Linked DNA regions of Homo sapiens: region 1 is linked to region 2. The links are chromatin contacts, found by POLR2A ChIA-PET in ENCODE. All regions are on one chromosome and are shown on one strand. Each heading gives the region's core, a stretch centred on a gene start or an enhancer-like site at or near the end of the contact. The rest is flanking DNA. Distances are from core to core; before and after follow the strand shown. Region 1 has its middle 57 kb from the start of PTGER2. Region 2 overlaps TXNDC16 (thioredoxin domain containing 16).

Region 1 (3,522 bases), core at 1,014-3,513, 88 kb after region 2:
CGAGACTCCATCTCAAAAAAAAAAAAAAAATGTAGATCTACCATTTGATCCAGCAATCCCACTAATGGGTATCTACCCAGAGGAAAAGAAGTCATTATATGAAAAAGACACTTGCACACGATGCCTGTTTATAGCAGCACAATTTACAACTGCAAAAACATGGAACCATCCCAAATGCCCATCAATCAACGAGCGGATAAAGAAAATGTGGTATATATATACAATGGAATACTACTCAGCCATAAAAAGGAACAAAATAATGGCATTCACAGCAACCTGGATGGAATTGGAGTCTATTATTCTAAGTGAAATAACTGAAGAATGAAAAACTAAACATCACATGTTCTCATTAGTATGTGGGACATAAGCTATGAGGATGCAAAGGCTTAAGAATGATACAATGGACTTTGAAGACTCAGGGGAAAGGGTGGTGGGTGGCAAGGGATAAAAGACTACACACTGGGTATAGTGTACACTGCTCGGGTGATGGGTGCACAAAAATCTCATAAATCACCACTAAAGAACTTATTCATGTAAACAAACACCACCTGTTCCCCAAAAACCTATTGAAAAAAAATTTTTTTAAATACATACATACATATATGTGACTGCCAAAAAACTATAGGAAAATATAAGTGATTATTTCTCAGTTTTGTTGTGGGAAAGTTTTTCTAAGCATAACATGCATAGCAGAAACCATAAAAGGTTAACATATTTGACTATATTCAGTGAAAAAATTTAATGTTTCTGTACATTATAAAAACTATAAAATTAAGTCAAACACCAGAAGGTAGAAAATTGTGATTAAGACATTTGAAATGTATATGCAAATAAAGAAATTATATCATTATCCATGCAAGTAACTTAAAATATATGAAAAAAGATGAATATTCCAAAAAAATGGGCAAAAGACAGAACAAGCAATTCACAAGAGAAGAAATACCAGAGGTTAACATTTGGGAAAAAATTCAACCAGCTATGCACGTAGTGAAATACAAAGTAATATAAAAGATTTGATGAGAAGTAGGGGAAATAGACACTGTTGCATTGCTGCTGGAGTACCAAATTTGTATAATCATTTGTGAGTAATTTGGCAATATTTATTGAAAGTTTTAAAAAGTGTGCTTCTCCTCTCACCCCACAATTCCATTTAAAGGAATTCATAGTAAGATAATATTCAGACAAGTATTAAAAAATGAATGTACAAGGATGTTCATTATAATATTGCTTAAAGTAGTAAAAGATTAGAAATAGCCTAACTGTCTAATTCCAAGGTAGAATTTTTCAGGCTAAGTTTATTTCTGGATTAGGAATTAGTGGTAACCTGATTTTTTTCTTTGCACTATTTTTTGTGTTTTCATACTTTCAAAGTCCAGCATGCATTATTTTTTAAATTAGAAGTAAGTGACTTTCAGTTCTTTTTAAAAGCAGGCAATTCACATATAATGTAACACGCAAGTTTCTGGATGAGGGAATGGCATTTACTAGCTTGAATATCTGAAAACCTCACTGTTTTCATATCTTAGTTCCCCTTTTAATTTTCATTTCCAATTCTTTCCCTTTTCCTAGTAAAACACAGAGAGAAGGGTCTTCTAGATGTGGTTTTGTAATTTCCCTACCACAAAATCATCCTTTTCCTTAAATAACCCACCCCTCCAATCTGCCTCTATGTGAACCTCCTTTTTTGAATCTAGGGCTTTCTTGGTTCCCTTACCTCGAAGTCCCAGTCCACCAGGTAGAGAAGGACTCCTGAAAAGGGTCCAGAAGGAAGCCCCAAAGCCATCCAGACCCTGCCAATCATAGTATTCTGTCTGTTACCTGTCTTGCTCTTGCTCTCCATTCATCCTCTAAGAATAAATGTCCTCTAAAACTCTGCATTTGGCTTTGTTCTTTTTGGTCCACGTTCCTGAAGGTAAATTTCATTAAAGCAGGGCCCCTGTGACCATTGCAACCTTCATGCCTACAGAGTAAGTCAACAACTGCCCCCTTTGTGAGACAGGAATATATTTACTCTAACTCATTTGGCAAATGCACTTCCAAACCAAAGCGCATTCCAAATCTTGCTTAACTGGTAGCACAGCACATCTCTACTCAGCCTAAGGATCTCCTCCTGTGAGTTGTGGAAGGATAAAGATGTGTTTTCCGTTTGCCACAAGGTAACTGTTTCTCTGACAACCGGTTCATCCACATGAAAGATTTGCTGGATCATGCCTTAGCTTTTGTCATGATCACATTTTCTCCCCTTTATTCTCTGATCTTTCCTCAGATTGTGGCTTTGACTCCTCCCTGTCCTGATTTCCTAAGGTTCTGACCTCAACCGCCCCCTCCACACTTTCTGCCCAGGAATCTCTTCTGCTGCCACACCTTCAAAGCTCACCTGCCAGCTAATACTGCCCAAAGCTATGTCTCCAGTCCACATGGCTTTTCAGGTTCCAATTCCACATGCCCAACCCACTGCTGAAAATCTACTCTGATCTGTCCCTCTGACACCTCAGATTCACTAAGCTATATCCAAAACCAATTAGCCATACCTTCCCCAACCACCAGAGCTTCCTGTTTCTCTAGCCAAACTGCCTTTCACTCGGCTTCAAACCTCAGTCACTTTTTCCTTCTTCTCCAAAAGTCCTCTTTACCTTCCACCCTTGGTCCAGCCAAACATTCCTCCCTCCATGCCTTTTTTTCCATCCATGCTTTCTTCTCTAGCGCTGCCATCTTCTCTCTTCTCTATGCTCATGCACAGAGCAGGTGTGGTGACCTCTTGACCTCTCCTCATCTCCCCACCTCAAATGCTTCCAACCCCTATATCCTATTACTTGTAATGCAAATTTGGAATACGGCTCAACTGATGTTTTGGCCATTCTACAATCCTACCTTGAACTTCCTGTCTCTATGCTTTGGCAAATCCTCTTCTCTTGTATCTTTCTCTCTATGTAAGTACCACCTTCTCCTTAAGACATCACAGTCAGGTTCCTAATGAGGACTTTATTTCAAATGACACTTAACCCACTCTCTTTTGTATTACTGTTTGTATTCATGTCTAATCTCTCCCACAGGATTAAAGGCTTTATCTTATACATCTGTATACACCCCACATCTCCTAGCACATATTAAGTACCTAAGATATACTTGCTTAATGAGGAAATGAATGAACACTTAGATCAAACAGCCAATTTATTATTCAGCCTTTCTGGACTCTGAGCAGAAATAACTTAGGAGTGGCCAATTGGCTGCATCATCAAAGTGAGCCTGTTTTGGCAAAAAGATGTCCACATACCACTACAGTTTCTCACTGTAATTTTTGTCTCTAATAAAACAAAATACAGATTGTTCTAAGGTTTTAGTGGAGAGGACACCAGAAAAAAAGTTGCCACATGGCAATTCCCACAGGCAAACTTCCCTGCCTTTTGTGGTTATTTTTCATTGTCTCTGTGGTATGTCTTTTACATTCTTTCTGAAAATGAACCCTGCATTCCTTCCCTGGGCCCCACTGCCCACCAGCCACTAGAATGGGAAGGTAACAGG
Region 2 (3,764 bases), core at 1,015-3,514:
TTTGGTGAGGAAAGTTATAAAGGCATAAAAATGTGAGAAAAAAAGAAGTTATTTAAAGATTGTTTCAAATTAAAAGAACTAAAAGATATAGATAAAACTAAATAAATTGTAGAAAGTTAGAAAACTTCAAAATTGTTATGAGATTACAAAGTTTATTTTAAAATCTTGTGTGATTAAAAGCTGACTGAAATGAGATTTGTATATAAGTTTTTATTAAAATCAGCTTTAGAATTGATAATACACTAATAAAAGAATACAAATTTAGTTTTCTCTTTTGCACATAAATTTCATGTAATACTAATAAGACACAATAAAACACTTTCATTCACGTTTTGAATAAACTCTCAAAAAAGGGAGAAAGAAGAGACATATTCTATAGACATATTCTGAGTCCTTTTTTAATCAACAAATAAAGGTCTTTGCTTTTTAAAACCTCTTAATTATCACTTTGGCTAAATAAATGATTTATTTTACAGTGACCTGTGATCTATTTTGATAAGTGTTTTAAACTTTTGACATATTTAATAGGCTTCCCAAAATCAAGTTCAAAATTAAGTCTTTTTGACCTCAAAGTAACTTTCAAATGTTACAGAGGGCCCCTGCAACATCCAAAAGAGAGATAATGAACAGGTTAATTTATTATGGAAAATTACATGAAAAACATTGTCAGAAGATAATGTTCAACCTTCTTTGACTTTCATACGATTTTTGAAATACTTTTTTTCTAGTTCTGTGAAAAATATCATTGGTAGTTTGATAGGAATAGCATTGAATCTATAGATTGCTTTGGGCAGTATGGCCATTTTAATGATATTGTTTTTTCCCATTCATGAGCTTGGGATGTTTTTCTATTTGTTTGTGTTTTCTCTGATTTCTTTGAACAGTGTTTTATAATTCTCCTTGCAGAGATCTAATTTTTGCATTTTTAGTAGAGATGGGGTTTAGCCGTGTTACCCAGGCTGGTCTCAAACTCCTGAGCTCACGTTATCCTCCCACCTCGGCCTCCCAAAGTGCTGAGATTACAGGAGTGAGCCACTGTGCCCAGCCTGGATGCTCTTTTTTTCTTTCTCTTGCCTGATTTCTCCAGCTAGGACTTCCAAGACTGCATTGGGTAAGAGTGGTGAAAGAGGGTGTCCTTGTCTTGTGCCAGTTTTCAAGGGGATTACTTCCAACGTTTGCCCATTCAGTATGATGTTGACTGTGGGTTTGTCATAGATGGCTCTTATTGAGGTGTGTTTCTTCAGTACCTAGTATATTGAGAGTTTTTAACATGAAGGGGTATTTTATTGAAGGCCTTTTCTACATCTACTGAGATAATCATGTGATTTTTGTCTTTAGTTCTGTTTATGAGATAAATCACATTTATTGATTTGCATATGTTGAACTAACCTTGCATCCCAGGGATGAAGCCTACTTGATTGTGGTAGATTAGCTTTTTGATGTGCTACTGGATTTAGTTTGCATACTTTGTTGAGGATTTTCAATGTTGATCAGGAATACTGGCCTGAAATTTTCTTCTTTTGTTGTGTCTCTGCCAGGTTATGGTATCAGGATGATGCTGGCTTCATAGAATGAGCTGGGGAGGAGTCCCGCCTCCTTAATTTTTGGGAATAGTTTCAATAGGAATGGTATCAGCTCTTCTTTGTATGTCTGGTAGAATTTGGCTGTGAATCCATCAGGTCCTGGGCTTTTTTTGGTTGGTAGGCTATTTATTACTGATTCAAGTTCAGAACTTGTTACTGGTCTGTTCAGGGAATCAATTTCTTCCTGGTTCAGTCTTGGTAGTGTGTATGTGTCCAGGAGTTTATCCATCTCTTTCAGGTTTTCTAGTTTGTATAATATAGGGGTTAGGAGTGCTTTTAGTTACTGGGGTTTTCTTGCTTCTCAGCTCTCCCTGCTGACAGAGCTAAAAAACAGATGTATGTATGTGTGTGTGTCTATAAAAATAATTATTCAATAAGATGTGATAGTAGAAAAAATAATATTGCTAAATAAATATGTTTATTTTATGCAATTAAAATATATTTATAGTAGCTGAAAAGCTTTTTGTGCATATTTTTATTCAGATAATTGAGTACTTTCTTGTATTTGAGGTTGCCATATATTTTGGCATATATACAGTTTTTACCAAGGAGGAGAATATGCCTGGTTTTGAATGTTCAGAGGAAAATATGTATTCTAGTTTAGTGGAAATGGATATGCATCTGAGATCTACAGTCATATATTTTCCCATCCTGTGAGTCACTTAGGATTTACAAACACATGGATTTACGAAGAGACTTTTTAAGAGACATATTCATAAGTAGAGAGTCTTTTGTATGAGGAAATTATATGGAAATAATGGTGTACTTTTCTATTGCTACTTACCTAAAATGAAAAGAAGCTGAAACAGATTCTGTTATGTCATTGCTTTAGATATAGTTTATCCATTGACTGGAATTTCACTCTGTTCACTCTTAGAAATGAAAGTACAGACACACAGTCCTTTCTAGTTTATAATCTCATGTGTCTTTTCTACTTTGATGTAGCATGGGCTAAAAAAATATTTTAATAAATTTTCTCTCTGTCTCTCGTCTCTCTTTTTATTTTTTTTGAGACAGAGTCTCGCTCTGTGGCCCAGGCTGGCATGATCTCAGCTCAGTGCAATCTCCTTCTCCCAAATTCAAGCGATTCTCATGCCTCAGCCTCCTGAGTAGCTGGGACTACAGGCACATGCCACCATGCCCAGCTAATTTTTGTATTTTAGTAGAGATGGGGTTTCACCATGTTGGCCAGGCTAATCTCAAACTCCTGTCCTCAAGTGATCCACCCACCTCGCCTCCCAAAGTGCTGGGATTACAGGCGTGAGCTACCGCACCTGGCCAGTTGTCTCATTAAATCTGTGATTGTAAATGAGCTCCCCATGCTGCCTACTGAGCTACTCTAGTAAGTTTGCTTTCCTACAGACAGTATTGCTCAATCTTAGGGAAAGTATGTACCCTTTTTAAAGAAAATAATCTTGTGGTTACCCAATGTTGACAATGTTGAATGCTTACATCATGAATGTAGTGCTGACTGCTGAGGTACAGATCTTTGGGTTCAGCATGCCTAGCCTAGTAGGTACTATGTGACTCATTCTTCCATGAGTGTTTTTCTGTTTGACTGCTGTGAATCTTTCATGTATGAATTGAATTATCATTTGGCCTTCACTTGGCAAGAATTTGACCTATAAGTCCACCTCTGTGCTTTTCTCATTAGTCTACAATGATTTAATTCAGACTTGCTTCTTGGTTATAGGATAGTCATTATTAACAAGATCCACAGTATGCTATTATTAATGAAAATGTATTCAGAAATTTGTAGAAATAGCTTGTATTTTGAATATGTGTATCCTAACAAATGAGAAAAGACAATACAAATTAATCAAAGTTCAAAACTAATGAAAACACATTAGAGAAAATGTAGGAATTGTTTTTTAAAAGACACAGAATCCCTTCTACTTGCACAACCCTAACACAGACACTGTTAGAGGGCTAGAATTTTCAGTCTGCTATTTTTTATGCATATAGATACTTTCAGATTTTATGGTTATAATGTGCATATCATTTCACATACCTACTTCTCTTTTCAGGCTACACATAAGACAGCTGTCTCCATTTACTCTGCCATAGGAGTAAATTAAAAGGCAAAAAGTATTTATTCAGTAATTATGATTAGAGTGCTATAAAGCTTATGAATTACATTTAGAGTACATTTGTTTTGGAAGCCATGTTGCATTATATCAA

The links. ChIA-PET counts read pairs that join two places held with the same protein, here RNA polymerase II (POLR2A).
Region 1: POLR2A ChIA-PET joins it to region 2 with 16 read pairs in MCF 10A. The contact joins two enhancer-like sites. POLR2A ChIA-PET finds 5 or more read pairs at or near these places in 3 of 52 experiments (IMR-90, MCF 10A and activated CD4-positive, alpha-beta T cell).

The regions. Positions count from the first base shown.
Region 1 is chr14:52,369,417-52,372,938 of GRCh38, reverse strand. No RefSeq gene overlaps it. Among named protein-coding and RNA genes, the nearest start is that of PTGER2, 57 kb to the right of the region's middle. Within about 2 kb of position 2,263, at least 3 of the 41 ENCODE cell types and tissues checked have a DNase peak (open chromatin) inside an H3K27ac peak, as active enhancers do.
Region 2 is chr14:52,457,376-52,461,139 of GRCh38, reverse strand. The region is part of intron 16 of TXNDC16 (thioredoxin domain containing 16); the gene reads left to right. Among named protein-coding and RNA genes, the nearest start is that of TXNDC16, 93 kb to the left of the region's middle. Within about 2 kb of position 2,264, at least 3 of the 41 ENCODE cell types and tissues checked have a DNase peak (open chromatin) inside an H3K27ac peak, as active enhancers do.